2 separate regions of the Homo sapiens genome follow, and region 1 is linked to region 2. Evidence: chromatin contacts called from ENCODE Hi-C data. All regions are on one chromosome and are shown on one strand. The core of a region is the stretch at or near the end of the contact, and the rest is flanking DNA. Distances in the headings are between cores, read along the strand shown.

Region 1 (4,162 bases), core at 1,068-3,567, 7.1 Mb after region 2:
CGTCTCTACAAAAAAAAAAAAAAAAAAGGCGAAAAATTAGCCTGTCGTGGTGGTATGCACTTGTAGTCGCTGCAACTCAGGGGGCTGAGGTGGGAGAATCACCTGAGCCAGGGAGTTCGAGGTTGCAGATCGCACCACTGCACTCCAGCCTGGGCCACAGAGACCCCATTTCCAAAATCAAAAAACAAAACAAAAAAATGTAATAAATGGCAATTAAATTCCCAAGCTAGACCACAACAGCCTATAGAGGAACCACAGTTTTTGTATGAATTATTAGAACTGCGAAGTCAGTTCTACAAATTATTGTTGAAATTACAAAATAGTGTTTGATATTTTCTAAATGAGAGCATTTCTCTTATAATTAAAACAACTTAATTCTTTAAAATTCTCTAAAACAGCCTAATTCTTTAGATTTACTTGTTATAACTTTCAACAGAGGATATAAAAAAAATGAAAATCAATATCAAAACAGACTATTGACTATGTGAAATAAAACATATCGTAACAGCCATCTTTCCAAAAGTGGCACATCTGGTTTCCATCACTGGGTAATACTTTATTAAAGAAATACAAGATGGAGTTTGTTGAAAACTGATAAAACCAATGCACTTACAGAAAAGTCAATATTCCTTACAAGCCTAAAATCCAAAATTTATTGGTCAAGTTCTAATTACATAATCTTCATAATAATAAAGATATATTTAAATAAGTATGTAAATATGAAATCCCTCGGTGAATTTTTAGGGCAAAGAGTAAATGAAATTGCAGGTAAAACAAACTACATTAAATAGGAATAAAAATAAAAACAGCCGGGCGCTGTGGCTCACGCCTGTAATCCCAGCACTTTGGGAGGCCGAGGCAGGGGGATCATCTGAAGTCGGGAGTTCGAGACCCGCCTGACCAACATGGAGAAACCCTGTTTCTACTAAAAATACAAAATTAGCCGGGCCTGTTTTTGGTGGGTTTTTTTGTTTGTTTTTTTTTTTTAGAGAATTAAAATGGCATTTTAAGAGAAAAAGCAAATAGTAACCAAATGTTAAATATTTCACCTCAAGAACTATTTGGAGAATTAAATTTCCATGTATTATTTACTGGGATCTCTTTAATAATACCCTTCTGCTCTGACATCTTTCCCATACATAATATAAAACCATCCTTTAACCCTATTTTACAGCTGGAAAAAAAAACCCGAAGCTCAAAGAGGTTAAGATTTATTGCTGGAACTAAATTCAGGTGTATTCGCTCTGACTGCAAGCCCAACTTCCCACTACAGTACTGCTCATAACAAGGTTTAACATGATTATGTGGATCTTCAATATTCTTCATAAATTAGGTGGCTCTGGATAGTTTATTAACACGTCAAAGGATTGATACAGAGTTAAGCTGAATGATATATACCAGAAGGAAAATTGTTTCCAATTCAGTGATATGCCATAAACGTGAGGAGTACAGGTTTCAACAAGATGGGTGGATACTCGTTTCGGGGAGCAACAAACAAGTTTTTCAATTTTGGTTTGGCCAGTTTCAAGTAAGAAAAAGGCCAGAATAGGCTAGTGCACAGTACACCTAGCTGGATTAACTGAATAGGCTCACTTCATGAACTTCACTCCTAAACTGGGAGGACAGGAGAGGGGAGAAAATCAAAGTGCCTCAGCCCTCTCCAGTGGAAACTATAAAAAGCCCTTGTGGAACAACCCACCGACTCACAAATCTGGAAAGGTGAGGCCTGAATGAAAATTAGGACTGGAAACTGGGGTGAAGCACTGAGTCTAACAGGACCAGGCATGCTCACAGTGCCTTCTCCTGACGTCACCTGAAGCTTACCTCTTTGACAGGTGGGAATTTCTTCTTGCACTCCAGTGACAAGGCGCGCAAGTCGCTCTGCATATTCTCCAGCAGCTTCTTCACCGCCTCGGGGCTGCTGGTGCCGGACATGATCCTCCAAGGTCCCAGCCAATTTCCGAGAGGTACAAACAAGCTCTGGCACGGTCAGCTCCTTAGGGCCACAGGCAGCTCCCTCCCGGTGTCTCTGGTCCTTCAGCAGCCCGCTTCTTGGGCCCTGGGCTGCGAACCCGGAGCCTGCTCGAGCGTCCCCCAGCAGCTTCCCCGCAACACCTCTGGCTTTTCTCGGAGGCGCCCCCCGCAGTCGCACCGTCCCGCTAGGCTCCGCCGACTCTGGCCGAGAAACCCACAAGGCGGGCAGGTCCCTCCGCTGCCGCGGGGCCCAGCCACACCGGGTGTCACCAGCCAACCTGGCAAGAAGCTTCAGCGCCAGCTCCCCAGGCCCCTAAGACTCGCCGACGCCATTAGCCGAGTCGCCCACAATTCCGAGCGCTGCCGGGACACGTCAGCCGCACTTCCGGGTACCGTGGCCTCCGCCACCGCCGCGGCCAACCCCGGCGGCAGGCCGTCGGCGGGGCGGGGCTGGGGCTTGGCCATGCTCGGGGCAGGCGGGATTCCGGGTGGGCAGCGATTCCCACAGCCCCACCCCCGGAATCAAGTAGGCTAGACAGGGTTTAAGGCGTCAAGATTCGCTTCGTTTTCATTAACAAGTGCCTGAACAGAGCCCCCGAGTACTCCTTGGCATATCTCTTTGCGTATGTTTGTGTTAAATTGTATTTCGGTGTAAATAATTTGTTTCCCTGTAGATTAATCTTAACGTGTCTCCTCCCGCTTCATTTCGAATCTCTGGACTAGTGGCCCCAAATCAGTGGCTACCTCCTGTTAATATACATTTTTTTTCTTTAAACGCAACTGGTGCACTTACTGTGGGGTAGCCTCTTATTTTCCTAATCTCTAAAATGAGACTACCCTCTGCTCCACGCATTCCGCTGGCCTCCCATCTCACTCAAAGTAAAAGCCAAAATTCCTCCAATCACCTACCAGGCGCTACGAGATCTGTCCCGGCCCCTTTACTGGCAGATGCTCCCAGCTAAAAGGAGAGTTTCGCGAGTTGGGCTGCCGGTTCTTCCTCTTTTTAAATCTTATTTTGTTTCCTGTGTATCTCCAGCACCTAGAACAGTGTCTGGCATATAGCAGGTAATCAGTACATACTTGTTGAATGAATACCCTTCTATTATAAAATCAGAGTTTCGAGGCTCAAATAAGGCACAGATACATAAAAGCCTTCATCAGGTCTGAAGTGCCAAATAAATATGAGGCAAAAGCCAAACAGAAAAATCTTCATCTGTATTTCCCCAAGATCCAGGTTGGTCTACTTTTTCCCCAAGACATTTTGCAGCTGCTGGTCAGAAAGCAGAAAATGAGGGAGGAAAAACCAGAAACAGTAGAGATGAAGAAACCAACACCTTCAGACAGCTGAGCTTATGACATGATGGAAGACAGTGAGCCATGAGATTGTCAGTGGATAGCGCTGTTTGGCTGTAACAGAGCTACTTTGTAAGCTAAATAATTTTATTTTATTTTTCCTTCTGATAAGAAGCAAAGCAAGGATGGATAAAGGGGACAGATGAGGTAATAGTAGAGAGCTCCTAGGGCAGTAATTTTGATCATTTGTGCCTATTACACAACTTCTGGGAAACTTGACACCTCCTATGGTATAAGCTTTATGTATGAAAACTGGTGAATTTAGCAAAAAAGTTCAAATGGAATATATGGCAGACATTATTCTTGAGGTCTCAGGGAGCTTGTAAAAACGAGGCGCTTTTTTTGGGTGGGGGGTGGAGACGGAGTCTCACTCTGTCACTCAGGCTGGAGTGCAGTGGCGCGATCTCCACTCACTGCAACCTCCACCTCCCAGGGTCAAGCAATTCTCCTGTCTCAGCCTCCCGAGTAGCTGGGACTACAGGCGTAGGCTGCCACGCCCGGCTAATTTTTTGTATTTTAGTAGAGATGGGGTTTCACTGTGTTGCCCAGGCTGGTCTCCAACTACTGAGCTCAGGCAATCCACCTGCCTTGGCCTCCCAAAGTGCTAGGATTACAAAGGCGTGAGCCACACCGCAGGCCTTTTTGTTTGTTTGTTTGTTGTTCTTTTTAGTAGAGATGGGGTTTCAGCATGTTGGCCAGGCTGATCTGGAACTCCAGAGTACAAGTGATCCACCCACCTCGACCTCCCGAAGTGCTGGGATTACAGGCATGAGCCACCACACCTGGCCAAAAATGATGCTTTAGTAATTGGGCTAGTGATATAGGATCAAATTCT
Region 2 (3,840 bases), core at 1,126-3,625:
CATTCAACAAATTATTTGGAACTCTGAGGTCTGAAATGCAACAGTTTTACCACCAACATACGGGCACTCCTGAAGCTTGTATTTTAACAACGATAATTAACAACTAGTGGACATCAATTGACAGTACGATTGGTCAACACAGCCTATTTATAAAGTTATTTCAAAAATGTTAACAAACAGTATTATTAGGTTGGTGAAAAAGTATATTCAGACTTACCAACTAAAACTTTAGCTGCTGGATTGTCAACACCAATGTTTTTTAGAATAGTGGCACCATCATTGGTTACCATAAGAGAGGCATCTCGTCCACTGCTTAGAAGAATTTTGTCCTAAAGGGAACATAATTGGTTCAAGTTAAGACATAAGCACATCTTGAAGAATGCATGGATCAATCAGTATTCTCACACAGTGCTAGTGTATAAACACTCTGGATAGCTATTTTGTGGTATCCATTCATCAAATGTTTTCAATACATACACCACGTAACCAAACCATGTATCTACCCCTAGAAACACTAGAAGCACAGGTAGACACTAGTTTTTGTTTCAACACCGTAACTGCAAAAACAATGGAAAGAAACTATCAATACAGCCATAATTAAATTATAAAATAATTAAGGTACAGGATAATATTTGACAGTTAAAGGGGCAGTGTTATCTACTTACACTGAAAGGAATTTAAAAGAGCAAGCTACAAAAAAGTATTGATAAATAGTATCTGTTTTATAAAACAGTATGTTACATGAGTATAAAATACATAATGAAGTACACATACTTCTACATAAACAGAATATTAGAAGATGTACGTGCAAATGATAACAGTACTTGTCATTGGGGAGGGGCATGGGATTGGGGATGGTGATTCTGGGGACTCTGATTTTTACTAAGGAGAACATACTTGTCTTTTATAATTAAACGTTTTAAAGATTAAAAAGCATTTTAATACGCTTGTTATTATATTTCCACCAAGCGCTCTAAAACAATATTAAAATATAAAACTTTTCTATTTTTCTTACCATGCCTTTGGGTCCCAAGGTGCTCTTTACCAAGTCTCCAATGGCGATGGCACCAATAAAAGAAGTCTGGAGTAAAAACCAAGGAGATTATCAGAATCAACTTTACAGTCTTCAAGTACAGTTTTATCTTTATTTACTTTTTTTTTTTTTTGAGGCAGAGTGTCGCTCTGTCGCCCAGGCTGGAGTGCAATGGCGCGATCTCAGCTCACTGCAACCTCCGCCTCCTGGGTTCAAGCGATCCTCCTGCCTCAGCCTCCCGAGTAGCTGGGATTACAGGTGCCCATCACCACGCCCGGCTAATTTTTGTATTTCTAGTAGAAACGGGGTTTTACCATGTTGGCCAGGCTGGTCTCGAACTCCTGACCTCAGTTCATCCGCCTACCTCGGCCTCCCAAAGTACTGGGATTACAGGAGTAAGCCACCGCGCCTGGCCTCCAGTTTTATCTTTAAAACAATGCTTAGAACAAGGCTTACCAGACGAGCTGTCTCTGCTCTCTCTTCATCAGCTCCTGCCTTAAAGATGTTAACAGGTGCAAGGGAAAGGGACGCCTGAAAAGGAAAACCAAGAGGCATTCCGTTTAAGTACCAATACTCTAACACATACACTGAGGTGCCTTCCACTAGTCTTACAAGTGGACATCTAAGAGAAAACTCATTTACAACAATGTTTTCAATCAAATGAAGCTTCCATCATCGGAGAAAGCATTTAAGTGGGAGAGAGGGACTTGTAGGAGAGCGACATGGCTTTTCGGATTTACAAGGCCCCCGGGAGTATAAATTATACACCAGCGAGATTGACAGTTACGTACAGCGAGACTAAAGACGATCTTGAACTAAGAATGAGGCAGGGAGGGGTTGCAGGCCATCAAGGTGACGCCTGCCGGGCGGGCGAGGGAACGCGGCCTCCATCTTCCACCCTCGGAAGGCTGCGGCCCCTCCACCCTCTGATGGCTCAGACCCCGTCGCTCCAGGCTCCGCCCCTAGAAGGAGGGCGGAGCGGGTCCCACACTAGAAATTTCTTCGCTCCGGGTGAGGCGCGGACCTGGGCTGCCGGGACTATGCAAAGACCTAGGCACAAGGAGACGCTGGCTTTGCGGTCCACCCCTCCCCCTCGTGGTGAGCTCCACCGGCTGGCCTGGCGCAGGCCGCACGCCCCGCGCATGGCTCGCACCATGTGCGGAGGGCCGGGGAGACAGAAACGGAGCCTACGACCCTAGCAGGACAGAGGAAGCAGTGGGGTGGCAAGAGCACGGCGGAGCAGGGGTAGGGCAAGAGGCAGGGGAGTCAGGCTCACCATGGTTCCGAGGAGTTCCGCACACAAGTGAATCCCCTCACAGCTCGTGCTCGGGACCAGCGGACTGAAGGAAGCCGGAAGTGACGCCACACGCCCTACTTCGGGGGGCGGGGCCCCGGCCTGTCGTTACCGCCAGCAGGCGTCCCATTTTGATTGGAGCCCCACGGGCCGGAAACGCAGCCTTTCACACTGGAGGGGGCGTGGCCGCCGCTCCAGAACAAAGAGGCGGCTGCCGCGCGGGTTGCCATAGAAATGGAGTTCTTGCTCACACTTTTTATTTTCTTAAATTTAATCTTTAAACACTTCTATTAAAGTCACACATGTACACAGTTTAAAGTGTTATATACCAATAAGGAAAAACATAATTTATCTGCCTCACCACTTCCTGTCTCCAGGAAAACTGCTTTCAACTTTTTCAGTTTTTTGGAGGGGCTATTTACTATCATATTCCCAGATAATATTATTGCTATGTTAATTTTAAACATTATTTACTGAGTATTACAGAAGAAGACTTCCTTTTCTCTTACTGAATTTTCAGACGTTATTTCTAACTGGACGTTGACTGCCCAGGATAAGGTCTTGTGAACTGAGAGAGACATTTATAGTATTTTATCTTTGCCCTATTTACTCATTTTCAGGAATTTTTGCATTTCGGTCTTTTTTTTTTTTTTCCTCCAATAGTAGAGACGACTTATTAGTCTTTGTTTATAATAAACTGAAATATTTGGGACTGATCTTGATGTCTGCCAAAACCTTGGCAGACATCAAGATCAGTCCCAAATATTTCAGTTTATTATAGACAGTTTTCTACTTTCTCTAAGTTGACGGATGTCTAAAAATTTGTTCTCTAAAAAATTTTTCTGTCATCTACTGATACCCTCTTTTCTCCCTTTGACTAACTGATCGCTTAAGCTCCTCGGCAGGGCGCGGTGGCTCACCCCTGTAATCCCAGCACTTTGGGAGGCCGAGGTGGGCGGATCACCTGAGGTCAGGAGTTGGAGACCAGCCTGGCCAACATGGTGAAACCCTGTCTCTACTGAAAATACAAAAATTAGCCGGGCGTGGTGTGCATGCCCGTAATCCCAGCTACTCAGGAGGCTGAGGCAGGATAATTGCTTGAACCCGGGAGGCAGAGGTTTCAGTGAGCCGAGATCACGCCGCTGCACTCCAGCCTGGGCAACAGAGCGAGACTCTGTCTCAAAACAAAAACAAAACAAAACAAGCTCCTGGATTTTTCTTTTTCTGTTTTGTTTTTTTTAGAGATGGGGTCTTCTATGTTGCCCAGGCTGGCCTGGAACTCCTGGGCTCAAGCAATCTTCCTGCCTTGGTCTCCTGAGTAGCTGGGGTCTCCTGGATTTTTGACATTGCTAACATTAACAGGAATTTTCAATTTTTTAGTTGTTTCTACCCTTCAGATTTCCTCTAAGTGGGTTGATTTCCACCAGGGGTTGGCAAGCTGTGAGGAGTCAAACCCAGCCTGCCAGTTGTTTTTTGTATGGCCTGAGAGCTAAGAATAGTTTTTACATTTTTA

Evidence for each region. Hi-C counts contacts between places; a loop is a spot of excess contacts on that map. Pooled maps may share reads with other maps.
Region 1: a loop to region 2 is called in a pooled map, with 13 times the contacts of the local background. The contact joins the promoter of MON2 here to the promoter of CCT2 in region 2. A Hi-C loop is called at or near these places in 5 of 50 pooled maps.

What each region holds. Positions count from the first base shown.
Region 1 is chr12:62,464,981-62,469,142 of GRCh38, reverse strand. MON2 (MON2 regulator of endosome-to-Golgi trafficking) reads right to left here and starts at 2,317. Exons shown (of 35, transcript NM_015026.3): 1 at 1,825-2,317. The coding sequence starts at 1,935. RefSeq lists enhancers at 1,661-2,160, 2,156-2,265 and a silencer at 2,296-2,615.
Region 2 is chr12:69,583,994-69,587,833 of GRCh38, reverse strand. It overlaps CCT2 (chaperonin containing TCP1 subunit 2), which reads right to left and starts at 2,375. Exons shown (of 16, transcript NM_006431.3): 1 at 2,310-2,375; 2 at 1,490-1,564; 3 at 1,016-1,081; 4 at 218-329. The coding sequence starts at 2,312. MIR3913-1 (microRNA 3913-1) reads left to right here and starts at 3,011; the gene lies at 3,011-3,112. It overlaps MIR3913-2 (microRNA 3913-2), which reads right to left and starts at 3,111; the gene lies at 3,012-3,111. RefSeq lists an enhancer at 2,005-2,344.